Regions from separate parts of the Homo sapiens genome. Here region 1 is linked to region 2. Evidence: chromatin loops called from intact Hi-C (ENCODE). Cell type or tissue: prostate gland. All regions are shown on one strand. Links, peaks and the distances in the headings refer to the core of each region. The heading gives the core; the rest is flanking DNA.

The links. Peaks named below come from ENCODE experiments on the same cell type or tissue, not always from the same donor. Only the 100,000 strongest peaks of a DNase experiment are listed, where the experiment ranks them.
Region 1: a loop joins it to region 2, with 2.4 times the contacts of the local background. A loop is called at or near these places in 1 of 110 quality-filtered maps.

What each region holds. Positions count from the first base shown.
Region 1 is chr2:239,192,954-239,208,848 of GRCh38, reverse strand. All of the region lies in intron 3 of HDAC4 (histone deacetylase 4), which reads left to right. It overlaps HDAC4-AS2 (HDAC4 antisense RNA 2), which reads right to left and starts at 15,204. Exons shown (of 2, transcript NR_198956.1): 1 at 14,673-15,204; 2 at 11,109-14,487. RefSeq lists enhancers at 6,957-7,523, 12,099-12,599. In prostate gland, for the core only: no CTCF peak of the experiment used is centred there; a DNase peak (open chromatin) is centred at 7,173; H3K27ac peaks cover 454 bases.
Region 2 is chr2:239,296,884-239,312,778 of GRCh38, reverse strand. All of the region lies in intron 2 of HDAC4 (histone deacetylase 4), which reads left to right. It overlaps MIR4269 (microRNA 4269), which reads right to left and starts at 7,317; the gene lies at 7,234-7,317. RefSeq lists enhancers at 1,373-1,873, 4,568-5,214, 9,551-9,640. In prostate gland, for the core only: no CTCF peak of the experiment used is centred there; a DNase peak (open chromatin) is centred at 7,458; H3K27ac peaks cover 2,782 bases.

The DNA.
Region 1 (15,895 bases), core at 4,982-8,981, 100 kb after region 2:
TCGTTCTCATTTTTTGTTAGAAATACTTCTAGGTGCCTTGTATTTTTTTTGTTTCTTATGTTAGGTTTTCTGCTTGTTGCAGTATGTTGAAGTGGAATTGGATTTCTATGTTGATCTTATCTAACACCGTATTACATTTCCTTATTAGCTCTATTGACTTCCCTGTCATTCTTCTCTTTGCAGGTGGTGGGGGTGGGAGGAGCTCAGTATCTGTAGCCTTGGAGTCTGGATCAGGAGTTGTGTTCCCTCCCTTTGTGCCTGTATCATTACATCAGCTTTTTCAGGATTCACCATTAAAAGCAATATTTGCTGGGACCTTTTAATAGATAACTCTTTTTTGGTTAAAGAAGCGCTCTTTTATTTCTAGTTTGCTAACAGCTTTTATAATGAATAGCTGGATTTTAACATATACTTACTTTCATTCTGAAGATGATCATAATTAACGGTGAGTTGGATTTATAGGTGGTTTGTACATAGGTTGCTTTTCTTGTGTTTTCTTTTTTTTTTTTTTTTTTTTTTTTTGGGACGGAGTCTCGCTCTGTCCCCCAGGCTGGAGTGCAGTGGCGCGATCTCGGCTCACTGCAGGCTCCGCCTCCCGGGTTCACGCCATTCTCCTGCCTCGGCCTCCGGAGTAGCTGGGACTACAGGCACCCACGACCGCACCCGGCTATTTTTTTTTTTTGTATTTTTAGTAGGGACGGGGTTTCACCGTGTTAGCCAGGATGGTCTCCATCTCCTGACCTCGTGATCCGCCTGTCTCAGCCTCCCAAAGTGCTGGGATTACAGGCGTGAGCCACCGCGCCCGGCCTTTTCTTGTGTTTTCTTGTGTTAAAACACCAGGTGTATTGGTCTGCTGTCTTTTCTATAGACTATTAGATTAAGCTTGCTCATAGTTTATTTGAGATTTTTGTGACTGTATTTATGACCAAGACTGTAATTTTTCTGTCTTTTTTATACTTTGCCCAGTTCTTTTAAAAGGATATTTATTCTCCCCTCATAGGATTGGCTCAGGATCCTGCCTGCCCTTTGCATTCTCTTGAAGAGTTTGTTTAAAGTTGCATGATCCATTAGTTGAAACGTGGCTGTCGCTGCCTTTAAAATGATTTTTGTGAAAAGATTTTAAAGTATTAATTCAATTTAGTTCATGATTATAGGGTTAATTCTGTTTTCTATTTATTTTTTGTCAACTTTGGAATGTTTTTCTAGAAATGTGTCTACTTCATGTAAGTTTTAAAACTTACTGGCCTCAAGTTGTTCCTTTGTATTTTTTTATTTTTTAAATCTCTGCCATATCTGAGGCTAGGTGATTAAACTCCTAATGTTTTTTAATTTGTGCCTATTCTTTTTATTTTCTAAATCACTCATAACAGAAGTTTGTCTTGTATTGGTCTTTTGAGAGAATCACTTTTTAAAATTATTTTGGTGTATATGAGTGTATGTAATGATTACATTTCATTTCATTTATGTATTATCTGCTTTCATCTGTTTTCTTTGGATTTGTTCTACTGTTGCTTTTCTAATTTCTTAAAGATATATCTCGTCTTTCAGTTCGTATTATTATTGTCATAATAAGTATTTAAGGCTACCAAGTTTCCTCTAATTATAGTAAACAGAATCTTACAAGATTTTGTATGTATTTTTTTCATTCTTATTCTTTTTAACTGTTATGGCTTCTTCTTTGGCCCATAGATATTTAGAAATTTTTTTTTTTTTGAAATTGAACTTTCTATTGTAGAGAATTACAGGCATACCCAGCGGTGGGGAGAGCAGGTGGAGTGAGCCCTGGGGCGTGGTCAGGTGGCTTAGGCCAGGGCAGTCCCTCCAGTACTTGCGTTTAGGCCTCCCTCCCATCCCCAGCCTCTCAGTCTTTCAGAATCAGACCCCAGTCACCATGTCATTTCATCAATAACATTCTAGTGCCTAGCTCTCTAAAAGATAGGGACTCTTTTACTGCATTGATGATGTACATATTTAGACAAGATGAACCATTCTTTATTATTAGCAGATTTTTACCCAATGTTGATATATCCCTGATGGTGTTTAAAATCACTTTTTTAGTTTGTGGTTTGACTTTTGGTACCAGGAGTCTCTGGGTCCAAGCAGTGTTCATACACTGTGATTGGCACCTGTCATGAAGTCCTCAGTTAATCTCTAGGTTTCTTCTTCCTACCTTTTTTTTTTTTTTCAGTCCTTGAGATTTATCTGTTGAAGACACTGTATTGTTTGTCCCACAGAGTTTTCCTTCCTAGGTTCTAAATTTTACTTGATTTTAGCCCTGTCATGTCATTTAAAATGTTCCTTTGTTGCCTGGATTTCCTATAAATTGGCAGTTAGATCTAGAGGTTTGATCAGATTCAAGCTTGGTTATTTTTGGTAAGACTTTATAGATGCAATGGTGCACCTCTTTTGGGAGGCAACCAGCCATACCCATGTGTGTGTGTGTGTGTGTGTGTGCACGTATGTGTGCATGTATATAACAGCCGTATTTTAAAACATTTATTTAATTACTTTCTTTTTTTTTGAGGCAGGTTTTTGCTCTTTTGCCCAGGCTGGAGTGCAGTGGTGCAATCTCAGCTCACTGCAGCCTCTGCCTCCCACGCTCAGGCCATCTTCCCGCCTCAGCCTCCTGAGTAGCTGGAACCACAGGCATGCACCACCACACTTGGCTATTTTTTGTAGCTTTTGTAGAGATGGGGTTTTGCTATGCCTCACAGGCTGGTCTTGAACTCCTGGGCTCAAGTGATCCACCTGCCTCAGCCTCCCAAAGTGTGGGATTGCAGGCGTAAGCCACTGGGTGTAACTAACAGCCATATTCGTTATCCAACAAATTATTTCTTTCTTCTCCTTAAAATTCTTTCTGATGGATCCTGCCCCAACCTGACCGCTGCTTTGGAGGTGATGTGCTTTATTCCTGGCAGTTAAGGTGAAACGTTACTGCATGAGCTTAAAATGTCTAAAGTCCCTATTTTATGTCCCTGACCTCTACAACACGTGGGTTACAGACACTTTAACACTGAGCACCCCTTCCCCATTCACCTCTTGCCGTTCTCTACTATTTAAATTTTCCTTCACTTCAACCCCACAAGTTAGGTAAACTTCTTCCTTCTTCCTTCTTTGTTCTTCTCCCTCCCTCCTCGTCCTCCCCTCCTCCTCCTCCTCCTCTTCCTTCTTCTTTCTTCTTCTTCCTGTGTTGTTCAGATGAAGTCTGTTTAGATTTCTCTCCGTAGCCCCCAGTTCTTTGCTCACCTTTTCTTCCCTCCCCCTTTCTCTGCCCACCTCCATGTTGTTGATCCTCCCCTGACTGCTTCCTGGTGAGTTTTTTAAACTTTCTTAGTTTTCAGCCTGGTATATGTTTATATCCTGAGCTTTCTTGCAGAATAGCTTCCCTGTGAATGCGATTCTAGCTTGACAGTGGCTTTCTCTTAGTTCTCAGAGGCTCACTGGTCCTGGCTTCTGTGACTGCATTTCCTTTGTTGGATAACGTTGCCCATATTGCGGGGTCTTCTGAACTCTGTCTCAGCGGTCTGCTGTTTCGCTTTGAAGTTGTCTTGATTCCATTCTGCTTTTTCATGCATCGTTGTGCTTTCTGTGTCTGTAGATGCATGTCTCCCACCAGTTCTGGAAAATTGTCAGCCATCTATCTTCAAATATTGCCTCTCCAGAGTTCTGACAGTATGTAGAGGTTTGCAGCTCAGAGTACAGACTCTGGCACCTGAGTCCCTGGCCTAAATGTAGGCCTTGCCACCTGCCAGCCACGTGGGGTGGGGAGACCAGGCCGGAAGGATGAGTGCCTGCAGGAGTTCAGTGCTGAGGGACAGAGGCGGCTCGGGGACGGGGGAAGGTGGGGAGGCCCTAGCAATCAGCTTTGATGACAGGTGGGGTAGGGAGGAGCACAGACACCTTCCCTGTGACATTGAGTTAGCTCTTTGACCCAGGTAGCAGGGGTTAGCTCTGTTGGGGGCAATGGGGACCCTAAGAGGCTTTGGTGTCTGAAAACAGAGGAAGGGGCCATCAGAGGCCCCTCCGTGGTCTCAGCACCTGCCCTGATAGGAGCTCCAGAGGATAGACTTGGGGTGCCCTCTGTCCTGGAGGGTTGGATGCAGGGTTGAAACCTGACCCATTCCCAGGGTCTGGCTGTTGAAGGGCGAGAAGCGGCAGACTCTCTGTGCCAGGCCCGGGACGCCTGGTCCATCCCTAAGCCCTTCCTGAGCACACCTCAGTGGTGCAGCCCTCCACGGACCCTCTTTTCCCTGAAAGCAGGGGTTCTTGGGCCAGCGTAGGGGCTGGCAGTGCAGATGGCAGACTGTAAGGGCCGGTTTCACTGGACGTGATCCGAATCAGAGCCCTCTGCCCATTTCCCTGGGCCCATCGCAGCCTGCCTGCCAGCTACCTGCCGTTCCTGACATTCTGCCTGGGAAATCGTGTTTGTGTTCCCGAACCCTCCGCAGTACAGACACCTTCCCTACGGAGCCCTGTGTATTCAGGGTGCCTTTTCTAATAAAGCCCAGGCCGAGTCACCACTGCCTGAACTGGAGGGCCCGTGGCCCGGGCACAGGGGCCGCTGCATCGTGGTCAGCATTGTGGTCGGCTGTCTATCTGCAGTCACTACACCTGCACAGCATGGGGACGCCGGGACACGGCCGGCCAGCAGGATGCCCTGCGCAGAGAGGAGCTCACAGGTTCACAGAAGCCGCCAGGCTAGATGCTTAGAAATGAGGACTCCTGCTTTACACAGGAATATGAGGTTTACCAGAATCTGCTTCATTGTTCGAATTCTCTTCCCTTCATTCTCCTACACTATGAAGAGCTTTTTATTTCCCTTGGAAGAGAGAGAGCTCGATGGATGCATTGGACCCGGACTCCTAACCAGGAGCTGTGGGAAGGGCGCTGAGGAAATGAAAGCCAGTGTTTCTTTCTCCCTCTTCAGTGGAGAACAAATCAGCTCCTATTTTCTTGGTGCCTTATGAAGCGGGAGTGTTTCTGAGTCCTACTCGAATCCATTGAAGCTGATAATTCCATTTTAGTGTCGTGTCTGTGTTAGTACCTCGCAGTCCCTCATCTCCACTGCTTTGCATACAGAAGGTTTTGCAGACTGAGGAATCCCCAGCCAGGGCTGGGGGTGAGGGATGGAGGCTGCAGTGAAGTCTTTCCCTACTGGACTATGGGTCAGGGATGGGCAACTGTCTGTGGTCGCCTTGGCAGTCACCACGGCAGTCACCACACCCTCCTTTTACAGAAGACAGTCAGACCGTGGACGTTCAGTTCATGCATGTTTTAGAACCCAAGTCTGTTTCAGTTAAAGCGGTTCAGCTTCGAGACCACAGGACTCATACTGGTTAGTGATCCTGGAGGGAGGGAAAGGCAGGTCCTTTGGTTTCTTTCTTATATCCTGAAAGTGTAATTTTTGTATTTTCCAATGAGCCTTCTTGGCTTCTAGTTAGAGTAAAAAATGGAATTTTCTAAATCTGAGCACGGTCAAACGTATTTTTATCCTTGACTCGTGTGTGAAGCTGACACTGATTTTGCTAGAATAATTCTATTATTAAAAAGGGACAGGGAGGATTCTTCCCAGGTGCACCTGTGTCCACCTTGTCTGTGCTGGGTGGGCACCCACTTGCTGGGGGTTTGGAGTCTCCAGGGCTAGGCATCCACACTGGGCTTACTGAGCTCTTCCCCTTGGTGTTTCCCGCTCTCTTGCTGGACCAGTGGACAGGTCAGGCCCTTGGCCTTTTCGCGGTAGCTTCTGCCTGCCACCCTATGGCACAGGAGCCCTGCAGGGCTGTGTGCCTGTAGGGCTGAGGCTCCACTCAGCGCTGCCAGCACCCAGGAGTCTGGGCTTGCTGCCTGGGCTGTGCTGCACCCCGTAGCCTACATCCAGGTGCGGCGATCAGTCTGCTGCTGCTCAGGCGGCGTGGACAGGCCCTTCCTTTCTTGTCAATGCTCTTTGCCTTCCTGGTGCTCAACTAACAGGACATGCCAAAACCTGCAGCCCTGCGCCCTCCTGGACACACTCGTGGCATCCTGATCACTGGGTTTATCACCCTGGGTGATGAAAAGCTTTTTCTGGGCCTGCTGTTTTGTCCCAGAAGTGTGTGGAGCTCATGAGGTCAGGGGGTACAGCTCCATCGAGGAAGCCTTGCCTTGTCTCTCCTGGACGGTGATTCTCCATGTTGCATGGCCCTGCCACCGCCCCTCCCGCGTGGAGGGTGCATCCTGTCCCTGTGATGAAGACCAGCCACACCCATGCCAGCCCTTCTCCCAGAGTCCTGTGTTGAATACCAGCCACACCCATGCCAGCCCTTCTCCCAGAGCTCCGGTTGCCCTGCAACAAGCAGACATCCTGCTGTCGCCCCGATAGATGGAGGCCAGGGTACCTTCTCCAGAGTCACCCCGCTGGGTCTGAACTCACACCCCACCCAAGTCTACGCCCCGTCCACTGCCCCACTTTGCCTGTCTCCAGGTGTTACCTGTTTCTTCTCGTGTCTTAAGTCCACACTGGAAATTTGGAGAGACCAGGTCTTTCTATCTGAGTGTCCTGTGAGACAACCTAAAAGGAGATTCTGGGTGGAGATTACTCTCATTAGGCTTTCCTGACAAATACCATCCTGCAGTCTGGTACTGGAGACTGCAGAGCTTCCTACTATAGGTAGTCCCCATCTTACGCCAGTGTCCCCTCAGGCTGGTTCCAAGGTTCGTGGATGAGGTGAGGGCATGGAGACAGCCAGCCCTCCAGCAGCACCCGCTCGCCTTCTCCATCAGAATGTTCTCGGGTCCAGCAGACCCGGAGAAGCCCTGGGATGCTGGAGATGCCTGCAGGGGGGTGGAGGCTGGGGAAAGATCCTGCCAACTGCAGGGACCACCCTTCTCAGTGGCACAGATTTGGGCTGAGTTCATACCTTATTATGCATGCATCTACTTAGACTTTTTTTCTGCCAGTAAGAAAGCAGTTTGAAAACGTAGATTTGGAAGGTGCTTTGAGTTTGGTGCAAGTGAAAGCCGATTTACATAAAAACAAAAACAAAAAGACAGTGGAGTAAAATGCACACCTGGTATTAATTGTAGCTTTTTATTTTTAGCAGTGAAAATACTGTTTCAGGAATGTGTCGTTTCCATCTCTGTGCTCAGCAGGCTGGGCTTGGCCGGGCTTCCCCTCTCGTCACCTGTTTTTCTGGTGCTGTTGAGAAGGGAGGTGGGGCCTGGCTGTGCCTCTGGGGCTGTTGTCTCGGCCTTGAGCAGCTTTGTGGGAGCAGATCTAGGTTGCTGCCACAGCCCCAGGAGCTTTTTAGGAAAAAGTGACTTTATTCACGGAGAGCTGTGGGCTGTAGGCTCTCAGCAAATAGTAATTACAGGGGGGCCTGGCCTTTGGTCAGGAATGAAACCAAAGCCCAAGCCACACAGAGCAGGCCGAGGGGTCGGGCAGGCCCCCAGTGCTGGCTTTGGAAGACCATCGACTCCGGAGCAGAAGTTCTGAGGCCTCAGGGATGCTTGGGTCTCTACGGCAGGTTAGGACCCAGGCCCTCTCATTGCTCCCAAATCCCTGTGTTGCTGACCACACCCAGCCTGAGGCACCCCCCTGGGTGACCTGTGAGCTCCCCATAACACTCCTTCAGCCCCTGATGTTTCCAGCAAGACCAGCCTCCTCTCACTGTTCAGCCAGGTTAGGATGCCAGGGTTCTGGTTTGCTGTGCACTAGTGTGTGGCCCTGGGCAAGTCACTTAAAACTGTCTGTACATCAGTTTCCCACACCTGTCAAGCGGGGTGTCCCTTAAATGAATTAATACATCAGCACTAAAGGCCGTGGGCCAGAGTTCACCCCAGGCCCTGTGATTCCCCGGTAGTGAAGAGGACAAGGAGGCAGGGGAAGTTTCCTGTGTGGGCCCTCTCCCACCTCCTGCTCGAGCGAGCAGTCTCCTCTGCTGCAGTTCTCAGGGAGCCTGAAGAGCTCCACCTCCCTTCTTTTCTAGAAGGCTAAAGCGCAGTGCCATCCAGGCCTGGCCATGTGCTGCAGCTGCCTTCATGCTAGAACTCTGCACCGAGAACGCCACTCCGAGCACGGCGTCGAATGCAATCTGCCTGTGACGCGTCTCTCTCCCGCCCAGCCCCACACAGAGAAAGCCTCCCCTGTGCACATCCATAAATACCACTGTATCTTCTCTTTGCATTTATTTCTTTACATTTTGATTTCAATGGAAAGCAATACAAAGCACCTTCTTCTTGCACCATAATATTTTTTATTCTTATTTTTCAAGCATAATTTAACTTACAGTGATTGTTAACATAAGCTTTTGTCTTTGGCATTGCATATATCCATCTAAATGAGAGAAACAGAAGTGGCATATAAAAACTCACCTACATACGAAGCTCCAAGGTAGGGCCACTTAAGTTACATGTTATCTACAGAATATTTTTATATCTTTACCTTAAAGAATACTTCTACTTTCTCTACCTCGTCTCTACTTTGCGTGCGTGCCCCTCCCCACCATGGTAAATACAACAGTTGCAATTCAGTTAAGAACACTGGGGGAAAATGACATCACATGTAAGTCAGCGTTTGGAATGGGTCTCAGTTATGACCGTTCAGGCGTTTGAATGTCAGCTTCAGCGCGAGGTGCTCTCCATAGCTCTGAGGAGGGATGGCAGGTCAAACACGCATGTCCGTCCCTCAGGAAATTCACAAAAACGCCAGTAAAGATCGATAGTTCGTAAGTCCCAACCCAATAACAGCGCTTACCCCAGTCTCCAGACTGTGGTCTCTAAGACTATTTCCCAAGAAAGGGACCCACACAGGGGTCAAGAAATGTACAGGAAGAGGGCTGGGCGCGGTGGCTCACGCCTGTAATCCCAGCACTTTGGGAGGCCGAGGCAGATGGATCATGAGGTCAGGAGATCGAGACCATCCTGGCCAACACGGTGAAACCCCGCCTCTACTGAAAAAATCAAAAAAATTAGCCGGGTGTGGTGGCTGGCGTCTGTAGTAGTCCCAGCTACTCGGAAGGCTGAGGCAGGAGAATGGCGTGAGCCCGGGAGGCGGAGCTTGCAGTGAGCCAAGATCGTGCCACTGCACTCCAGCCTGGGTGACAGAGCGAGACTCCATCTCAAAAAAAAAAAAAAAGAAATGTACAGGAAGACCCCAAAGCATCTGGTAGCAGAACAGGGCGCTGCTCTCAGAGAGCACTCACAGGGTCTGGAGGGCCGCCCGATCCAACCACGGGGCTCCTGCTCGTCAAGGACAGGACTGTGAGCATTCGTAAACAGTGACCGGAAAACACACCCTCCTCACTGCTCGAGTTTGGAGGCTGCCACGAGACCCACTCAGGATTTTCAGACATGGGCAAACCGAGGAAGAGAATCAAGCATGACACTGCCTTTCTCATAAGCGCTGTTTGTGAGAGTAACAAGATAGTTGATCTTGGATTCCTTCCCGTTATAGAAATGGTCCTGCTAACACATGGAGAGGGGCTGATGGGACTCGAAGAGCTCTGTTTTTAACCCTGATGAGAGAATCTAGTCAGTGATCATTTTGAGCCTTCGCAACACAAAAAAGCCACCCAGAGAGCAGGGGTTCGCCTTAGGCCTTGCTGGGAAGTCTAAGCTGCCTCTGACCAGGCCTCTCGGTGAGCACCCAGCTTTCAGAAGAACGGGGGACAGAGCCTTGCTCGTCAGCACCAGGGTGTAATCAGCAAAGTGCAGATGACCCGATGTCTTCAGCTAATAAATTATCGGGGTGGGGGTGGTGGGGGGCAGGAAGCAGGAGGTCAGGGGAAGGGGTCTTAAAAGATACATCAGCTAATTACAATGTATTTGGATCGTGATTTGAACAAAATATTTAAAAGTGTTTATGAAACTATGGGGACACTTTCTGGCTACTTCATAATATTACAGACTTGTCCATTTATTTGCGTGTGTTGATGGCATTTGATTTGGAAGTCTTCGCAGTGACGACTGGGGCCTGCTTCCCTGTCATCTAGAAGGTGGGGAAGTGGTGGATGAGCAGAGGACCTGAGATCGGCTTGATTACACTATTCTTCATGCTTTTGTGTATTTTTGGAATTTCTCATGAAAGATAAAAATATATATTCCAGAGAAAGGTCATAAGCTCACAAAGATGGGGAGAACAGAAGAGGGGCGACACGAATGAGAGCCTGGCAACTGACAGCAGGTGACAGAGTCACAGCGATTCAGCAGACCCAAAAAACAGATCTCAGCCAACCACGAGGAGCACTGAGAACTCACCAGATGGAAGCTGCGCTGCCACAAAGGGGTGCTCTCCAGCGACTATGATCCTGAGCGCCTCTGCATGGGGACAGGAGCAAGCTGAGGATGTGGGTACTGCAGCAAGAACGGGGGGCTAGTCACTGTGTCCACAGCAAACACTGAGTAGGGGGTCCCTCCCTTGGTACACTGAAGGCCCAGCTCTCACCCTCTAGTCCCAGGATGGAGAGGCGCCTCTCGTGGACAGTAGGCCAGCCCTAGGGGAAGGTTCTCTGGGCACTGAGCCAGGGGGTTCCTGATGATGCCACCTCCAGTCACCCTCCATGAAGCCTGGCATTGAGAACCAGACTGTGCCCACAGTTGGCAGGTGGTTTTCGTGCCTCCACTCACACTCGGCAACACATAACCAGGGGCAACCAGGCACCTGAGGGGAGGCTTTTGCAGGGACGGTGGAGAGCAAACAGAGACTCCACAGGGAAAAGAAAACTTGTCACCAGGCTTGGTGGCTCAGGCCTGTAATCCCAGCACTTTGGGAGGCCACAGCGAGAGGATCACCTGAGGTCAGGAGTTTGAGACCAGCCTGGCCAACATGGAAGGAAGGGAGGAAGGGAGAGAAATTAGCTGGGCATGGTGGTGCACACCTGTAATCCCAGCTACTCGGGAGGCAAGGCATGAGAATCATTTGAATCCGGGAGGTGGAGGTTGTATTGAGCCAAGATCGCACCACTGCAGTCCAGCCTGGGTGACACTCAGCACACACACACACACACACACACACACACACACACAAACTTTTAGTGAGCTATCATTACTATCTTCAGAGACTAGACAAGATATTTTATCTAGGAAATATGAACAGGATGACATTTTAAAAAAAGAATATCCAGGGTCCATTGTCCTCTGAAAATGGCTGTTTTATTTGTCAGTTAGAAACAAAATAGCAAAAATCATGAAACCTCATTTAAAAGGTTAGAATATACATTTAAGGAAATCACACATGAAGAAGCGTGTAAGACAAAGACAAGGAAAACAGGGAGGATGGAAAAGACCCAGTATTGTTCTGGGAGATCTCCTACTCAAGGGGTAGAAGTTCCAGAAGGAGAGAATGGGAAAGGGGAACCCTTGATGAAGTGCTTCAGGGAGCCCCCTACGATGGGAGCACGGGAGCTGCCGTCTCCAAAGGACCAGCCAGGCGCCCAGCAGTGGGTGTGAAAGGTCTTCACCAAACCACACGGCTTCGAAATTTCGGAACGCTGGGGGCCTGGAGAAGACCTTATAGATACCCGGAGAGAGACATCGAGTCACACTCAAGGTGCAGCATCACGTGGCGCCCATTTTCCTGACAGTACTGGGAGAGGAAGACAACAGAGTTGCGCCTTCAGAATCCCGAAGGCGAAGGATGGTCTTCAAGCTGGAATTCTATACCCAGCCAAAGTCAGGACGCGTGAAGGGGAGAATCGACACGTTTTCAGATGTGCAGAACTTACTCTCATGCCTCCCTTTTTAAGACACAGCTGGAGCCTGAGTTCTGCAGAGTGAGAAAATAAACCAAGGAAGACGATGGCTGGGACAAAGGAAGCGGGAGACTTAAGGTAGGGCAGAGACAGAGGGAATCCCCTGGAGGAGTTGGACCCGTCCAGGCCAGCAGCAGTGCAGACAGAGGGAGCGCCTGCCCGGGGTGAGTGGCACAGCTTCGGAGGCAGCGTCTGGGCCGGCCTCACCAGACTGCCTGCCTCGCTGCCTAAACCTGAGGATGCAACACTCAGCCGCTTGTCTGTGCCTGACCTCTGTTGACCACATGGCCCCACTCTCTCTTCCTTGCCCCACTGCCTCGATTCCCCGAGGTCACTCATTTCTCCAAGGGGGTCTTCTGCCCAGTTCCCACCTGAGAGCTGGAGGTGGCCACCATGGAGGGCAGCTCACCCCCCAGACCACACCTTCTGGCACCTGGTTCTGGTCCACATGACTGCCCTGCCAGATGTTAGACGGGGTGTACTTGGTTTCCTGGGGGTCACCCGTGGCTTCACCCCAGAAGAAGCTCTGGTCCCCTGTCCCAGAAGCTGACGGCAGACTCGGACTCGAGACTGTCCTGTCCCGGGAACCATCGTCAACTCCTCCTTCCACTGCACTGGTGTTGCTGCCTTCAGTCTTCAGAAAGCAAAGGACGTGTTTTCAGGGCCACATATATGCAGATGTTATTATCATAGCAAAGCAAGAGGACACTTAACAAGGTCAGGATGTTGCTCACGGGGTAGGGGGTGCATGTGGTTTGAAGGGACGCAGAGGGTGACGTTTGGGCCTCATTGAAGCGGAGGATGCACTGGTGCTGGTTTCATTACTGTTCTTTTACTAAACATACTTGTTCTTCAGCATGGATGGCACACTGCACAATAAATAAAGGGTGAAGGACATTGTAGCTAAGTCATGCATTTCTGATGTGCTGTCTCCCTCCTCTTCTGTCCCATCCTCTCTCTTCCCCCCACCCCCACATAGAGGCAAAATATCAGTGTAAGAGGAAATCATGGTTACATAGTTGAAATATCTATTATTTTTCCCTTGATTTGAATGAGTCATTCTTTACTTGAAGAGACCCTAAACATTGACTGTGTTACCTAAAGAATAGTGCCTCTTTTTCTTCCATATCTGTATGATGGCATGAAATCGCGTCCTGAGAAGAGGACCTAAGCATGTCGTGGAAAATCAGTATGCTTCTTTATGAACATTTATTTTAAAAGAGCGAGAGAGAGAGACTAACAGGTTTTTCTGTTTGTGATTGAGAATTCATTCACAGCACACTGACCGTCTCCCATTGGACTCTGAATGCGGCCTTTGTGCTCTCACTGACGTCAGGAGTCTGATTGTCTTAATATGTTTCTCAAGGCACAACCTATAAAAGCCGTTTTCTGCTGTACCGTAGAATATTCATGAGAATACAGACTTTTTTGTTTTGATGCTGCATTCTTTAAGGAGAGAAGGTTTTATTGTTTTCTTCAGGGTGCTTTGGGTCAAAAGCACTAGCAGCTTCTGTTGGGAACTCGTGGCATTTTGAATGGTTTTTGATACAGAAATAGCACAAGTCACGTCTGACACAGCCGTAGGCGCACGAATGCGTGAATGCGATTGTGGTTCTCATCTCTGCAGCTGGTGTGTGGGGCCGGGCCTGGGACAGCTTGGGCCTCATCCCCACCCACCCGGCTCCCAGGATCCTCATTAGGAAGCCCTCAGGAGCCCTGGGGTGGGTCTCCTTGCCCTGTGAACGCTCCATTTGTGTTATTGAATCCAACATAAATGCAGCATTGTCTTCAGAGGTGAGCAATGGCCGTGGCCGGAGGTGCGCATGGGATGCAGGCGGCGTGTGCTGCTGTTGATTTTCTCTGCTCTGCTCTTAGCTTACTTTAGCAGATAGTGGAGTTTCACGTGGCAGTCCGGTAAACCAAGGCAGTGTGAACATCCCTTCCCCACAATGAGTGAAAATGCAGGAGGTGCCGTAGTGAGAACAGCGACAGCATTCTGCGCATTGGTGAGCCCGACTCCCCAGCCTCGGTGCCCACCGAAGCCCCCTCTGGCTGCACTGTGCCAGTGAGTCCAGGCTCCTTCTCAGCAGAAGGTGGCTGCTCTGCAGGGCCCCTCGCCTCCCTGCTCCTCAGGGGACCCGCACTCTTCCATGTCCGTAGGGAGACGCGCACCGAGCTGGAGACACAGATCTGCGAGGAGTAACTTGCCTCTCTCACCAGCACTGCCAGGGGCGGATCAGCGCCAGCACCTTCCAGCATGCGCTAAACTGCTGGAGAAGCTGGAGTGGCTGGAAGGAGCCCTGCCTGCCTGCCCTCCTCCTCCTCAGTTGCTGGCCTTGGCAGCTCTAGGGTGACCCAGCAGGGGCCTGGAGGAGTAGGAAGCAGCTTCCCAGCTGCAGTCTGCATCATCCTCTCTGTGCTGTCACAGAATGGAAGGTTTTAGCAGAAAAAGGAGTTTGTAAGCGACATTCAGAAGATTTGGGCAGCAGTTTCTTCCCCCATAGGGTCCTGTCTTTTGGGAGTGGGGAGTGCTGGGCCAGGCTGCTCGCTGGCTGTTTCACAGGTGGTGGAATTTAAGAGCAGACTTGGGTCGAGCTGTGACCGTTCAGGTGATGCACGCACAGGAGGTTCAGCTGTGTGCCTGTGAGGCGGGCAGGAGCGTCACCCAAGCTTCAGAAGAGAATTCCCCGGCAGCAGCGTGGCGCTCAGCATGTTCCGTGTCTGACTGTTTTGATTGTCTCTCAGTCCAGTTGACAAATTCCTTTTAAGATGAAATTTGAATTAATTTGCAGAACTTGTACAAATCTCCAAGAAAACAGCTTAAGGAACAGATTAAAGAATGAATGCCTTAGGAATTAAAGCATTAATAGCTCTTGAGTAGACTGGATGGAAAGATGAGTTGTGTAGGTTATCCAGATGAGGCTACATCCAGGGAGCAATTCTTACCTTCAGAGGGCGCTGCCTGTCCTCCTTGGCATCCAAGTGAGCGCATCTCCTCCACGCTCAATGATGAATGCTGGCCGGCATCCCTGTGAGGAACCTTGTGATCATTTTCCATTTCTGAAAACTCCCAGGTGGTGGGGGCCCTTGGCCCACATCAGCATTGACCACCCCGGGCTCAGATCTGGCCAGGTGCCTGCGTTGTGATGGGAATTTCAGTACACTGAATTTTGCCTCTGACCCTGATGAAATAGCTTCGGTGGCATTTGCATCAAGATCATGTTAGTGTCATCTCTATTAGATGCTTTGGAGCAAACATGAACTTGGGTTTCCTTTTAAGATGTCCTGTGATTCCAGATTCAGGGGAATCTGAGAAAAGTTTGAAGAAAGAAAATTCCACTCGGCCAGCCAACCTTGGGTGTGCAGAGCCTGCCCCGCCTTCCCCACTTTGTCCTGAGAAGCTGGGTCCTCCCCAGCACCAGAGTTGCTGCTGCTTCCCCTCGCGCTCTTGGCTGCTCTCCCGGCCCCAAGCCTGAGTGACACTCTAGGATTGCAGATGGCAGGCTGGTCTCTGGGCTCCCCCGTCCCCATGACCCTCCACCTGCACCCAGACCTCTGGGTCCTTGCTCAGGCAGCCCCTGCCCTCGGTGAGACGCAGCCCACTGTGGGCCCTTCCCCTGGGCCTGCCATCAGCTCCTGTGCTCCTCGGCGCCCCAGCGGCTGCCCTGGGCCCGTTCCCACAGCACCTGGCACACAGCAGGAGCCATGAATGTTCTTTGGGAACTGAATGAGGAGTGGAAATGCGGGCATGTCATGTTTTTGAAGTTAATAAAAAAAATCCCTTAAAAGTTGTTTTATGTTCGGTTTTTAAAGAGATTAACACCAGACGTTTACAATGCTGCCCCCTCCCTCCATCTGTGAGAAATTAGAAATGGAGGGGGATGCGCTAAAGCCAGCAGCGGGTCAGGCCTCTGCCCAGCGCCTGTGGTGGGACCCTGTTTCTACATGGGACCTTGGGTGACAGCAGCACATCTTATAAGCAGGGGTCCCACCCAGGCCCCCCACACAGGGATAAATGAGGCGAGACGTAGGCAATAACCCAGCTTCCAAGATGCAACGCTGTGCAGTTACTTATTCCCTGTGCTTATTTGTTCAAGCTAAAATGTCTCTGTTTGACCAAACAGAAAGAATATGAGAGAGACCAGTTTCACCTACAAATATAGACACCA
Region 2 (15,895 bases), core at 5,061-9,060:
ACATTCTGCCCTCAGTGCTGTGGTGCAGTCGAGGGGTGTGCCTTGGAGGACCCATAGGAAGACCAACTTCATGTCCATGGGACACGCTGGAAGAAACGCCACAGACCTTGTTCCAGATGCAGTTTTCCGTTTTTATAAAGACAAGTGTGGATGTTTTCGTTTCATTGGACGCATAGAGGAAAGGTGACTTGGCTTCTGCTGAAGCCCAGCAGCCCATTCTTAGCGTTTGCTTTAGAATGGAGGACAGTCGGGGACATTTTCCTCGTGAATTTCACCATCATCTGGCTTTGGCCTTCTTTCCAACAATTGAGGAAGAAAGGGCCTAATGTGGAACTACGTGCGTGCGTGCCCTGCGTGTGGGCTCCTGGGCCAGCATGGATGGTGGTGCTGGCAGCACCACCACCGTGCAGTTGGGGGTGGGCAGCAGGCCTCTTGGCGGCAGCCAATGTCCTTCTCATCTTCCCTGTCAGGTGCTAGGAGCCCTGGCACCAAGGCTGTGGTGATGGTACCAGGGTTCTCTTAGTTGGGAGGGGCTGCATTTCCTCTGTAGCGTGGGTGGCTGGCTGGCCTGGTGTCCTGCCCTGCCCAGGGGTGCCCCTGCCCGCCCCTCCTTCCAGGTTGCAGTGTGGTAGGTGGCACCTTGGTGGCCAGTGTTTTGTGATGGTGACAGTGATGTCAGCGCCGAGGTTCCTCAAGTCTAAACTGAGATGATCTGGTGTGATTTTTCTTGGCTTTCAATTTTTGGGTAAGGCTTTTAGTGGGCATTCTTCTCTGTTTCCCCTTCCTCATGTTAGTCTAGGGCCCCAGGGAACCACAGAACCCCTGCTCTGGAAGGAACCTTTAGAGGAACCCGTTCTGAGCTCTTCCTTTCACAGGAGATTGCTCAGAGCTGCCCCGTGGGCTGCCCAAGGCCTCTTAGGTCAAGGACCCTGCTGGCTCCGGTCCAGACTTCTCCCTGCCATGTCACCGTGAGGAAGCACCGCCCCATCACTGTTCCATGATCATTGTAACACCTGCCATTAAAAAGCACGGGAGCTTCGTGTCAGAATGTAGTTTAAAATGTGTTGTAATGTTTGCGTAGAACAGAAACTTGAAGTTTTGTGAGAAACGGAGTCCCCTGTGTGTGGTTTTGGAGGGGCTGAGCTGTCCTTTCCTGTCATGGGTCACAGTGTCCCTCTCCCCCTCACCCATGAAATAATGACAGCGGCCTCCATTCCTACAAAGTCCTCAGTCGCGGGTGCCGTTTTATATCGTAAATCTGTCATCTTCAACTGGATGGTGTAACACTTGGATTCTACATTTCCCGGATGCTTGGAAAGGAGTGCCAGGAGTTATGTGTTCTGCGGATCAGAACAGCTGACGCCGGCTGAGGACACTTCATCCACTGTTTGCTCGGCGCTTGACAAATGCTACCCAGTCTAACGGTGAGCGTCGGGTGTCTCCGGGCTTGGTGCCTGCTTGTGCCACACATCTCAGTGCCATGCAAGACCAGCATGCCAGTGACACAGCAGGGGACACGTGGAGTTCAGGCTGCTGAGAGCTCGGAAGGGGCCAGGCCGTCCCCCTGGCCCTAAGGCTGCAAGGCTCTGCCCTGGAGCTGCAGAGCTAACACCTCACTCTGCGGGGTTGTAAAGTGGAGCTGATGCTGCTTGACCCCACAAAAGCTCACAGGCCTTTTAGGTGCCTGTTAATGCTGGAATGAAACCACAGGTAGCCAAGAAGGCCTGCCTGTCAGACCGCGACCGCGCAGATCTCAGCAGAATGTTTAAAAGGCGCTCTCTGCAGTTTTGGAATTGTGGCGCTGCTCTTGCTTAGTATTAGGGCTCAAGCAGGTTAACGTCAGGGTTCGTTTTCTTAAATGGCCGGTGGCCGTGGTGGTGTTGGACGTGGCTAACCTGGCACAGGGCAGCAGAGATCCAGGTGTCAGGCCAGTGGAAGGGTTGAAGCCTCTCACCAGCATGTCTGTTTTGGAGGGAAGTGTTGGACATTGAGTGAGGCCCCTCTGCACTCAGCGACCCTGCCCTGTGCTCCCAGACCCAGTTTTGGGTCTGCTTGGTTGGCATCAGGGTCCTGGCCCTTTCTGTGTTTTGGGACCTCTGTTTGCTTATCATATTTGCATCATTGCCTTTACTCCCTGGGGGGCAGAGGGGGGAGCTCCTGAAGCCATTTAGCCCTGCCAGCCTGGGTCTGCCCTTGTGCCTGTGCTGTGTTCTTTCTGCCTGGCAGTCCTGCCCTACGCAGTCTCATGGAGGCAGGGCTCATGGGAGGGGCCTTCCCTTGGCCCCAGCCATCCCCCCGGGAACATCACACTCTCTCACAGACACACTGTGGCCATTTTCTGTTGAAGCTACTCTGTGAAACATTCTCTATACTTGGTTCGGGGGGGAGCAAAATCCAGAATCTGCTAAACACCAATGCTGTCACTCAGAGTTTGTGTATCTGCTGTCTGTGGAGCTCTGGACCAGGCTTGAGGGACGCCTGGGGTTTCCACCCACATCTGGGGCAAACCAGACCCCCAAGTCACTGACATGTCGGTTTTTCTACTAATCACGTTGGCTTTGGCAATTCTGTATATAATAAGAAGTATTGTGTTCTCACTTGCACTTGGGCAGAACGGTTCACTCCAAGGCTGAATGACTGCCACGGACCATTCCCCCAGCAGGGGGTCCTGGGGTTTAGTGGTTTGATTCTGAGCACCTCTACGCACAGAGCCCCTTAGTGGGTTCCCTAACTGGACGGCTAACCCTGCTGTGGAATCTGACTTTTTCTGGACCGAAGAGGACAGGCTGCTCTGGAGAAACTCCTTGGGCCTTGTGCCTGATGCTGGCTCGGGCCACCCTGGCCACCCTCCCTTCATGCCCCATGGGACCAGGCAGCAGCATGGGAGGGGGCAGCTTCCAGAACACCCTTCTGCTAGGGGCTGCTGGCCTCCCTGCTGGCACGGCCACATCCATGGTCTGAGTGTGTGGTTGGAATGTTTTATCAACACCAGTCCTCACAGCTTCCCCAGATGAGCGAAGGGGAAGGGGATGGTGTGTGGGGGGATTGCCTCCCTTGAGGCCCCCCAGCTCCCAGGATACTTGCTGGCGGAGCTCTGCCTGCGGTGGAGGCCCTATGACTTGACCTCCATCTTCTCCCTGGGCCCCTCGCTGGCCCTCACTGGCAGGGGCTCCTGCACGCCTGCAAGGCCAGAGCCTCCCGCCAGGTGCAGGAGAAGTAAATGCAGGCCAGAGATAAATCGTATTTCCCTCTAACTCGGATGTGGAGTGAGAGGAAGGAAGCAGGAGTGGAGCTGAGTGTTAGTGAGAGGTGGCTGAGAAGGCGGGGTCCCGCTTCTTGCTTCCTTGGGCATTTGCTGTAGGTGCTGGGTTTCAGCCTGGAAGGGTGCAGCCTCTGCACTAAGTCTGGTTTGGTGAACGTTCATGGCCCCCAATATAAACAGTGTTCTGGGCGTTCTTTGTGACTCTCGAGCCGAAACACTGTGGTGATCTCTCGTATCATCTGCTTGTTATGTAATGTGACAACATGGATATGAAATAGAAACCAGATGTCAGGGTGGAGCGGCTGAATTCTTCCCCAGCGAGGCCGCCGGGAGAGCAGGACTTGGGTTTCTCCTGAGTTACGGCGCCGAACGCCCTGAGAAAAACGCCTTTGGAGCAGTTTCCGGGATTAAGCGAAAGTCTGGGCTGAAGGTAAAGCACCAAGTCAGTACGATTAACTCTTTTTTAAGAAACTTGTAAGGGATTTTCTGTGCTGTTATGTAACTGCTCAGTGTCTTCCAGCGAGCCGGCGGCTTGTTATCAAGAATCCGTTTAGAATGTTTGAACTCAGCCTCTGGGGGAGCTGGGAGCACTGTGGCACCTCCAGGGGCCTGCAGCGTGCTTCCGAGGGCTTGGGTGTAGAGGAAGGGGAACCCGTCTTTCGCCTGTGACAGCCTTGCCCTTGGGTCTGGGAGCAATGAGGACTCGGAACGTGAGCCTCCTGCTACAGGTACAGGCCCTGGGGGAGTGAGGGCGCTGGCGGACAGCAGTCTTGGCACTTCACGTTAGCAGATTCGGAGTTTCTGCAGCGGCTGAACCCCTGCACTGGGCTGGAAGGGGGGGACACCCGGAGGCCTGTTAACCACACTCTGCCTGGACTACACCATGAACATAGATCTTTGTGCTTTTGAAATACAAAAAACGAGCTCACCTGGATACGAAGTGTGGTTCCGGAAGCAGTATCTGGCTGTGGATGGAGGTTATGTATTCCACCAACGATATCTTCATTATTGTTATTTTCCTTTGGTAGCTGATCTTTCAGAGAGATCTGCAGATTCCTCACTTTGCTAAGAAGACTCTCTGAAAACAGGAAGCTAAGGAACTCCTCACTCCCAAGTTGATTACAGCCTCATGGAAGTGTGGAATTCTTATTAGGAAAGCCTGTTGCTGAGTACCAAGCAGGTTATCCTCTTGTCCCGTGTCACCAGGGGGCCAGCTTGATGAGGAAGAAAGTGACCCTGGCTCCCTCGTGTCCCCAAGGCAGTGGACTCCCCCCCGGGTCTCTAGCTCTCTTGTCCCTAAGCTGATAGCTCATCGTCAAGGAGGGCTTCCTGCACGCTGACCACCCCCATCTCACAGATGAGGAAGCTGGGGCCCAGGGAGGGTGAGTGATGGGGTGTAGGAAGGGTGAGTGACAAGGCCCAGAGAGGGCTTGTGATGGGCCCGGCTCTCACCGTTGGGGGTGGGATGGGCCATCCTTGGCTCCTCGCAGCTCGTTGCTGTGTGGCCACTCATTGCTGTGTGGCCGCTCACTTTGGGGGGGATGGGGACACTTTGCTGGCTGTTGCTGCCGGGCCTTGTGTTCCGTTTTCAGGTGGAGATCAGGAATTCTGAGATAGTGGCAAAACGTGATGTGGCTCGGGGTGCGTGGAGACGTGTGTGACAGTCCCCAAATCCACAGTGGCTGTGGGGTGGCGTTTCAGGCTGGGAAACCCTCTGGAAAGAAAGCACGAAACACTCCGACATCCTCATTCCATTTTGCTTGTTCTAAAAGAGAACTTGAAGAAAATCATCCCAGCAGCATTTGCTTAGACCAAGTGCGGTCATGAGAACGTCATCTGAGTGAGGAGGGCTTCTCTTGCATGCGTTTTCTTGAGCAGGAGTTGTCGTTTGGCTATTTGGAAAACCAAGTTTAGGGTCCCTGGTGAGTCTGCGAGGTCCAGGAAGCAGACACTCACTTTATCTAGGTGAGAGGACGGAGCTGCAGAGATGGGCCTTAGTGACCACTGGGCCCTCGTATCTCTGGCAGGTCCCTGATTAGTGGTGGGAGGGGGGTTCCCTTTTGTAGCCACTTGGTCTTTTGACAGCTTGGGGTACCCATCCTTCAAGCCCCTCTCTCCTGGGGCCCAGTGGCCGCCTCTGGGCATCACGGAGAGCCGCTCTTGTGTTGGGGCCTCCGGCTCCTCGGCTCTCTGCTTCTAAACAGAACACCCTCTTGTTTCTGAAAGTAGCCCATGGTCCCCTGAGGGTCCTGAGCACAGCCCCCACTCATCTGAGGATGACCATTGGGGCACGGAGCCTGCCCCAGGCCCTGGGCTTTGTGCCCAGGGCTCTCTTCTCCCTCCCTGTCAGGGTTTCCAGACCCCTCGTGGGCACCCAGGATGGACGGCAGGCACAGAGCTGGAGGGTGTGGCCTGAGATGGGCCATCCGGACGACTCGGGCCTCTGGGCTCACCAGAGTGCTGAATGAAGGCCGGAGGGCGAGAGTGGGAAGGATGGCATCACCCACCCTGCCGGTGGCCCCTATGGTCCTGCGGCTCCTGCTGCTTCTGGGTTACCCTGGGCCCAGGGTGCAGGCGCCCTTGGGGAGGTGCACACGGGAGGCTCAGGCCCTCCTTGGACATTCCTGAACGCCCCCATGCATCCCTGCAGCTCCTTCCAGAAGGTTCTCTCGATCCTGTCTGGCTCCTCGGGGGTGTGTGGGAAACCAGGCCAGGGTCTCCCGGTTGTTGGCTGGGGTGGGGTCCTGCCTTCGCCCCTTAGCATTCACCCCCTACCCCTTTTCACCATGTAAAACCCTGTGGGCCCTGGGCCCTGGATGCTCTGCGCCCGAGGACCTGGGTTCTGCCATCACCTGGGCAGTGTGGGGGGCATATAGGGGGAACATGGGGTGCCTGATGTAGTGCCTGTGTTTGACCTTGTTTAGGTGAAGAGCACCCTTTCCAGCTTATGTTTTGTATCATGACCGGGAAAGGTACGAAACAAGTGTGTCGGGGCCCAGATGATTTGATGGCTCTACGGGCCGAGTATGGGACACAGGATAGCTTGGCCCTGGGTCAGGTATTAGTCAGTCCTTGCTGGCACCTGGGCAGGGACACATCCGTGGATGGGGCCTGGCCAGGTGGCCTCTGAGGTCCTCGTGTCCACTGGAAGGCTGTGTCCTCTGTTGTAGTCACTGACTTGCTGGACCTGGGTGGGAGCTCACCCACCTGTGGATGGGCCAGGGAGCTCCTGGAATCACTAGAAAGATGAACTTTTTTTGCCTTCTAAATGTATGAAAAGATGGGAAATGATAGGAAAATAAGTGGAAGTCAGATCTATTCAGGAAAATGACTTCCCAGGGAAGAGCTGGGGTGCCTCCAAACCCAGAATCCTCGGTTTCTAGAAGCAAGGCTGACCGAGGTGGGCAGCATTCTTTGGGACCTTGAGTGATGAAGTAGTTACTTAAGCAGAGTGTTTCTCATGTGAAGCCAGGCAGTCTAGGACACTAGGAATCATTTCAGCGTGGGGGAGACGCAGACACTGTGCTTGCCCAGGGTGCTGCATTCATCTGAAATGCCGGTGGCTACCAGCTCTTTGTCACGGTTCCTCCGTGGTCTCCTTGAATGCTGTCAGATTCAGGGCCCGTGTGGGCAGCGGCAGCCTCGTTCCCAGTCGTGTTTAGGGAATGGGGTCAGAGAAGTACTTGCTAAAGCTTCCTGTGTGCACGTGTAATTGTGTGTGCATGTGTGTTAAATAAATGTATTTCAACTCGAAATACACGTTTCGTGGCCATCAGTCTAGGGATGGCTAGAATTTAGTCACTAAATGAAACTAAGCCGCACCGTCACCAATAATGTGAACATGATTAAAAACCACACTCAGTTCTTATTCATTTACCTACAAGTCCAGAAACTTTTAGAACTTATTTCACCATTAAAATAAATAGTTTTTTAAAAAATATACAACAATAAGGAAAAATTTGAAAGCCTCTTGCCCCTCCATCCCAGGCCTGACAGAGTGGCTTCCACAAAGAAAGAGGCAGAAGCCAGGGCTGTCTGTGCCTGCAGGGCGCTGTTGGGCTCACAGATGACCCAGACTCCCCCGTAATGGAGCCGCGGACCCACAGCGAGCCACTTGCACCAGGCTTAGCCAAGCTGACAGGCCAGCGGAGTAAGGAATGTTCCCTACCATTGTCCAGAAAATGTAACGAGGGTGAAGGTGTGCCAAGCAGACTCCCCGTGTCAGCCCTGAGGCGACTGCCATCGCTTTCAGAAACCTGACTACCAACCTGGATGAAAACCGACTGCTTGGTCATGGCCATGCAGTTAGAAAACACAGCAGCAATCCTCAGATGAGTGTGGCCGTATTTGTGTTACTCAAGCTGCTTTGTCATCTGCATTTGAAGAAACGTGGTGAGCCTCCTGTGTGTGCCCATGTGGCAGTGGGCACCTCTGCCCCCTGCAAAGGCTGTCTAAGAACACAGAGCCTGCAGTACAGGCCCTGCCTCCTGACATGCCCCAGGCCGGCTGGAAGAAAGCGCGGGACTGTCCTATTGACGTGGGGAGGGGACGGCTGGACTCTGTGATGCTAACTGTGTTCTCTGCTGGGCCATGTGGCTCCCCACAGAGACCCTGGGTGCCCAGTCATTCGCGTTCTCCTATGTGTGTGTATATATATTATATATACATGTATTTACTAACTTTAGAAAGCCCCCAAGGGGGCCTTGTTTCTGCTTGGACAGTCAGCGTCCATAGCGTGTCATTCCTAAGCTCCATTAAGGAGATTCAGAAGCAAGCAGTTACCCCTGGAGTCTGCACGCTGGGCACAAGGGTCACACCTTCGTTGAGAGCTCCTGACCCCAGGAGCCGAGGGCAGGACACGGTAGTGTTTACAGGACCTGGCAAAGGGGCACTGCCTTGTGTGTGAGGTTTTTTCACCAGTCAGTCCCTTTTAAAAACAGCATATCTTTTGAAGAACAAGAAGTTTACGCAGGCATAAGCAACTCACTTTGCACGTGGAGCTTTCAGGACGTTTCATGTCTGTTACGTTATAGCCTCTATCCTCATGGGGGCTCTGAGTTCAGCAGGGCCTGAGCTGTTAATCTGCTTTTTCAAATTATTAATAATGAAAGTAACACCATGCCACCACCTGGTATCATTTCATGCTTTCTATGTGCCTGGTGTTTACACGGCTTATCTCATTTAATCTTCCCAGCATGTAATAAAAATATTGCAACAGGTACTGCTCCTGTGTGGACTCCTTCCCCCGAGCTCACACTGCTTGAGGCCTTCCCAGCTCTGGGCTTTGTGTCCTGTGTGGACTTCTTCCCCGAGCTCACACTGCTTGAGGCATTCTAGCTCTGGGCTTTGTGAATATCCTGCTTTTATCCTCATTTATAGGTAAGAAAGCTGACTCAGAGAGGTTAAGCAGCTGGTCTGAGGTCAACTGCTTACGGGTCGGGGAGCTGGGCCTGCACACAGGGGTCTGATGCAGAGCTGGTCCTATCTGCTTTATAAGCTGTGGCTCACAGGGCACTCCAGGGGCTCGAGAGGACCTGGCGGGCTGAGATGAAGACTGGTGAGGCCTGGGAGGCAGGTGCTTGACTGAGGTGGGAAGTGGGACCTTGGTGCCAAGCATTCCCAGGGCCACGGGGCAGGCCTGTAGGGTCTGGTGGGTATCTGGGGTCCCGGAGAAGCCCTTGGCACGGGGCTTCATGAGAGCATAGGCGAGTGCCGCGCCCTGCAGTTGAGCACGGGGGATGCAGCTGTCGCAGTCGCTTTTGAAGAGTGAGGGGTGAGGCCTGCAGTTGCTGCCCGACGTTGTTTACAAGTGAGCAAGTTTTACAAAAAACATGGACAGCATCAGGGCTGACTTGAATTTTTTACTTGAGGCAGCAGCTCAACCTGTTGGTTTCCTCAATTGTGAATTAAAAAAAAAAAAGAAAGAAAGAAAACAGAGAAAGCTGACAACGTAACATTGATGAGAGGATTCTTAAGGGAGAACAAGCCACAGGCTGTCCCGAGAAAGGAGCGGGGAGATCGAGGAAGCACGCTGCCGTGTCTTGTTCGTGGGGTGCTTGTGACGCTCTCGCAGGATGCCCTGTGGGCCACACCACGAGTGCTCGGTGGCGACTGCAGAAGGGTGAGGGACGTTTCCCTTCACACCAGACGGCGGGTCTTGATGGCAGAGGAACCAGGCATCAGAGGAGGACAAGTCAATCCGGGAGCGTAGATAAAAAGGAAGCGAAACTTATTTCACATTGTCAAGCTGTCGGGGATTCCAGGGACCTTGTCCTCCAGGCCTGTCCCTGTGCCCTCCTGTCCCCAGGCCTGAGCAGCCGGGTGTGGGATGGGAACAGGCCAGGGCCAGGTGCCTCACGCCCTGAGGCTGGAGTCAGGCTCTGTTGCCACTTTGAATCCAGGGGCCCACCCTGAACCCTGAGCTGGGCTTCTGTTCAGTACGCGGAGGTGATGACCTCTCCCACCCGGGGGGGGTTTGAGGACTCCCGAGGTGGCAGGGGTGACGCCCAGCCCAGCATGCAGAGTGCCCAGGCAGTGCCCACACCTTTCCTCTCCCTGCCAAGGTGCTCCGGGCCTGAGCCTGTGTGGCCCCCTGCTTGGGGCTGTCACCACAATGCCATTCCCCGCACGCCCAGCAAGTCCCTCCTATGGGTGAGAGCCTAACTTGAGAGACTCTTTTGGGGAGGAGTAAGATGACCTGCCCTTCTCAAGAGTGAGCAGTTCTTAGATGACTGCCTTGAGCAGCGATGGTTCTTCCTGCAGGGGTGCGCCCACGAAACGCTCTGCGTGAAGCACATTGGTGCCATGCTCAGGCCCAGGGAGAGTGGAGGGTGCTGTGCTCTTGGACTGGGTCCTGGCTCGAGGGTTGAGGGGCTGGGCCATGTCCACAAAAAGTCACTGGATGGCTGGGCTGCTCCCACTGTGTCGCTGGAAGAGGGGCAGCGCCCGCTGCAGTGTTTGGAGTGCTTGGTCATGGCCCCACGTGGATTCTCCTTCCTGGGGGAAGCTGTTCCGTCCCCAGGTTTTCAGCTAACTTATCTGAGTTTTGATGAAGAGAGCAAGGGGTTTTGCTAATCTGGATTCCTGTGGAAGGGCCTCCTCTCTCTGCTCGTGTTTTATAGCTTGGCAACTCTAGTGCTAGTTCTGCAATATTCGAATTTGAGTAGCCAGAAGAATTTGCTGCCAGGGTGGCCTTGCCCTTGACTTTGAAATGAACTCACCCGAGACTTCAGCTTGATGCCTCCTTTGGCTAATGCTGGGTTCTGGGCTTTGGCCGCCGCCTGCCTGTCCATCACAAGGGGCCATGTTCTCCAATCAGGACAGAGTTCTAAGCATTTCACAGTAAAGCCTGCAGGAGTTAGGTTTTCTGTTCTTGACAGACTGAGAATGATACTGAGAATGTTTTCTGATTGATTTGGTGAGCTGTCTGTTTATAGCATCATTAGAGATTATTTTCCATGGCTAGGAATTATTCTTGACCTCACAGTAAAGGACTCTGAATCCCCCACCCCCTGCCTGTTTTTTTTGTTGTTGTTGTGTTTTTTTGTTTGTTTGTTTTAAAGAAAAGACTTGTACCATCAGTCTTAGGCGTAATCTCCTTGGCAGTAGTGAGGAGCAAGGCATCTGATGGAGAAACAAAGCATGGTAAGGTTTTTACCATTCAGGAATCACACCGCAGTAGCATTGTAGTATTTGATCACAATTTACTCTTACTTTTTTTCATAAAGAAAGAAATAGGCCTACAGTGGCTCTCACTTGTAATCCCAGCACTTTGGGAGGCTGAGGCAGGAGGATTGCTTGAGGCCAGAAGTTTGAGACCAATCTGGACAACATAGGAACACCTCCTCTCTACAGAAAAGATTAAAAACATTAGCTGGGCATGGTGGTATGCGTCTGTAGTCCCAGCTGTTCAGGAAGCTGAGGTGGGAGGATCCTTCGAGCTAGGAGGTCGAGGCTGCAGTGAGCCATGTCATACCGCTGCACTCCAGCCTGGGTGACAGAGGGGAGACCCTGTTTCAAGAGAGAAAAATAAAAAAAAAAAAAAAGAAAGAAAGCACCAGCAGAATTTAGAAATGTGGGCCAGTGTGGGAGCCTCGCCTGGCATCACTGGCCTCGCCTGGCATCACTGGCTGTGGGCTGCTGCTCTCGCCCTGGAGCTGTTACTTTGAGAGCAGATCGAGGACTCAGCAGGCAGGAGGAATGTTCACGGCAGGGTCAGTTCCCACGCTGCATACGCCCCACCATCGCCCCTCGTCGTGGCTGGGATGGGAGACCGACTTTAGAACCAGAGGCTGGGAAGAGGGAGATACCCCCTTCCAGAAGGGGCCTTCTGCCGCTGAGTAAGGGGGTGGTGCCCGGCTGGCTCCATGAGGGGCATGAGGGGTGCTGGCTATGCTTGGCCTGAGGGGTTGCTGCAGGAAGGCCTTGCTCCCCGCCGGGGCTGAGGGACCCGGCTGAGCAGCAGCAGCAGGAGGAATGAGCAGTGCTCTTGGAGCCCGGAGGAGGGGGCAGGGCTTGTCCTTCTGGACGGGCAGCCCCAGGAAAAGAGAAGCCCAGAGCTAAGGGCCCTTGCCCTAGGGAGGGGTCCCACATGGACCCCGAAGACGTTCCTCTCTGCAGCCCTTCCTGGCACTGCGTGGACACGATGTACGGAATGAGGAAAACGAGCTTCTTTCCCTTCTCTTTCACTTCTCCCTCCCATCACGCAGCGTGCAATTATGGAAGAGGATAAAGAAGGAAAGAGCAGTCGGAAAAATTCTGTAAGAACCGGAGAGGGGAGTTCGGGTGTTTTTACAGCTCCTGGGGTTCTCCGGGAAACAAAGGTGTGCTATTTCCACTTCTGTGTCTTCATTCCTGTTCTGCAGGGAAGCTCAGCCTGGCTTCATCCACATGGGTGGAGCAGAGTCAAGTTCAGTTGGGAATTTTTTTTTTTTCCTGCTCATTTGGAAAAAGAGGAAAAGACACTGGGATACAAAGAGGGCTTTATAAAGAAGAGGCCTCCTTGGTCCTCCACTCCAGGACTTTCTGCGATGGCGGAAATGGTCCATAGCAGCAATGCCCATCGGGGCAGCCACTGGTCATGCCTGACTGTTGAGCTTGTCAGCAGCCACATCAACACATGGATGGTGTGGCCGAGGAACTGGATTTCAAATTAAATTAAATTAAATTTCAATTTAAGTAACCACATGTGGCCAGTAGCTACCTACAGCGCACTCTCAGGAAGGCTCTAGACTGAGAGTTTGAGGATCATCCTTTATCAGTGATTTGAATGGATGAGGCTTCATCTGTTTGAATTTCCCAGTTGGGGTAAAAAGAGGGGATGCTTGTACTGGAATGGGAGTAGGTTCACAGCGCACAGCCTGGGCCAGCATCAGTGTGTTGCTGAATTTATGCTCCTTCCCAAGGTTGTTGAGGAGACTGGAAGAGAAGTTCTGTGTTAGAGAGAGGGACGCCCTAGAGGAGTTCACTTAGTCACAAGGAGCAGAAATGCCCTCAGTGGCATGGATTGAAAGGCACTTACGGATGGAATTCGGGAGAAATTCATGGAGCACTGCAGGGAGTCCTCTGATGGGACCCCTCTTCCTTCTCTGTCTCCCCTGTCTCCCGAGCCCCAGGACTGCCGGTCTCCCATCTGCTTAGTCCCCAGCTGCGTCCCTGCAGGCTCTCCGCTCTGTTGCTGGTTTGGTTCGTCTGGTGTGTGCCTCCCCTGTGACATGCCGGGAGCAGAGCGGAACAGCTGTGCCAGTCCCTGGGCCCCAGCTGGACTGTGCTGGGTCCAGGGTCTATGAGAGCTGCTGGGAGGCCACCAGTGCAGGTGGGCAGGACCTTGCTCCGTGATTCTACCCATGACGCTTCTCACTCAAGGAATTGGCTTTTGTTTCAGTGCATCCTATTGAAAATCACTTAGCCAGTAAGCAAATGTTGGCCCTTAGTCTGTTAAACATTAATACAAATAAGCACGTGTCGCTGCCCTCCCGTTGTACAGTTGTACAGCTGTAATAAACACCACTCGCCCTGCCTCGTGTGCATGTCTCTTCTGGTTTCGGCACCCCAGTGCCGTGGTTGTGCGAGGGGATCAGAATATCTGCTTGAGATTAGCCCATGTCAGCATTTTATTGGGATTGTTAGGCACCTCCGTCCTGATCATTGCACCACGCTCTGTCCCTGTACTTAAATATCTCTACTTGGCATTTGAAACAAAACAAATAAACCTATTGTACAGGATGGACCAATCATGAGGCATTTTCACTCTGATGTTGGCAGTGGATGTGTTGACATTGAGAGGATATTCATGGTGGCAGGCTGCCCCCAGTTCCAGGTTTTGGATATTTGGAATAAGGTAGGCTATGACAGGCCGGGTGCAATAGCTTATGCCTGTAATCCCAGCACTTTGGGAGGCCAAGGCAGGCGGATCACGAGGTCAGGAGATCGAGACCATCCTGGCTAACATGAAACCCCGTCTCTACTAAAAATACAAAAAATTAGCTGGGCGTGGTGGCGGGCACCTGTAGTCCCAGCTACTCGGGAGGCTGAGGCAGGAGAATGGCATGAACCCGGGAGGCGGAGCTTGCAGTGAGCCGAGATGGCGCCACCGCACTCCAGCCTGGGCGACAGAGTGACTGCATCTCAAAAAAAAAAAAAAAAAAAAAAAAATAGGCTATGGCCATGAAGGGTTGCTTCCGGATTCAGTACATTTAGGAGGAAATAATGTTGTTCATCATATGACACAGTTAAGTCTCCGAGAGATAATTAAATGAAAATCATTCTAAAATGTTTGATTAAATGCCTTTCTAGCCTAGCCCCTGTAGGTGGAGTGTCATGATTTCCACGTTGTTGGGTGCTGGATAAATGATTTAGCCACAGTCTCACGGCTCTGTAAAGAGTGGCAGGCTGTTCCTATCACTGCTGATCCTGTGTGTGCTGTGCACCGGATGTGGGTGGAATGAGGCTGCAGGGGCACCTGCATCCCCAGTGGCTATGATGACTAAATGAGGAGGCCCCTGTAGAGTGCACAGCGTTCACCCAGTGACAGTGTGATTGTAATAGCTGGGGTTGCTGGGACCCTAGAGTATCCACGGTGTGCATGCACTTGAACTTCAGGATACCCTGTTTCCCTCTGAGGTGCAAGAGCTCTGGCGATTCCGGATCCCTACTGTGTGTCAGGTTCTGGAAGCATCTTCTCTCATCTCCACGTGATGCCCAGGGGCTCCCCCAGCTTCTGGAAGCCACCGCTTGTCCAGGGCACCAGCCCAGTCTGTCGTCAAGCCTGGATTTGATCTTAGGTCTGGCTGCTTCCGGAATACCGAGACGGGCCTCTGCTGTTCCCTGAGCTTGCTGTCAGCAAATGTTTGGTGAGGAGAATTATTTGGTTTGGAATTTCTTGTTTATGTTTTAGTCCATTAATTTTTTTTATCCTGTGAAATATTTTAGCAACCCTAAAGACCCATGACACACAGGTATCTCTTCAATATTGTGCTAATTCCTGCCTTTTTTTGGTGTCTTCTCATCTCAGCATCAGTAGTGGTGGCCATGTAGGGACAGAGGCACTTAGCAGCCGCGGCACCGGGAATAATGATTTGACTTGGGGGCCCTGTGGAAGAGGCACATGTTGCCGCTTGAATTCTAAGAACACTATTTACCTTTCTGTTTTGAAAGTTCACTTTCACTTTCAAGGTCTCAATTTTCTCAAAAGTTCTAAAGTGATAAACATAGTCTTTCTAAGATTTTCTTTTTGCATTTGTGGCCTTCGTTGTGGCACAGCCCTGTGTCAGGTGGGGCTGAGCCCAGAGGGTGCTGAGGGGATGGGGCTCATGGTGACAGCGTGGTGCAATCCCGAGGCAAGTCCTTGGCACTGTGATGGGCGCTACCATTGGGGCCTGGCATCCCCAGGCCTCATTAGCCAGCAGTGACCACAGGTGATGCACAGGCGTTCTCATGTCCTGCTTTGGATTCCCTCCGTTAAGGAAACCGCAGCACAGCACCGCTCCACAGTAGCTCATAGCCGGGCAGCCAGGGAGCCGCAGAGTCTGGACTTGACCTCTGCAACCCCGTCTCAACCCTATGCTGTCACACCAGTGTCTGAGTTAAATGGCAATGCAAAGCTCTGGGTCCCATCTTCTAGCGGGGACCTTTGTGGCTTGCCCACAGGTTGGTGGCACGGATCGCTGCTCTCTGGGACAGCATGGGACCCTTTCTGGAGCGAAGTCCACTTCAGAGACCCTGGGTTGCTGTCTGACAGAGCTGTGGGCCTGCCTCATCCTGCGGCCAAGGTTTGGGTGAGCGCTGGCTGCTCGTGGGAAGGTTGGGGGCTCAGGCACCTTTGTGATTGCCTTGTCTTCAGTCTCCACTTCTGTCAGAGCTTACAAAGAGCAGCACATGGGGTCCAGAGGCTTCTGGGGAGCCACCCGTGCCCCTGACCCAAGGATGCATAGGCCAGCCCTTGTAGGAAGCAGCATAAGACTTAATTCCTTTTTTTTTTTTTTTTTTTTTACATGAAAACAAACAGAAATGGGAGTTTTATTTGTTCCCTGCAGCCCCACGAACATCTTTTGGAGCCATCTGGAGAGCTGATCACTTCTTTGGCGGGGACAATCAAATATTGAATGTTGAGGGAAATTAGGGCAAATGGCTCCA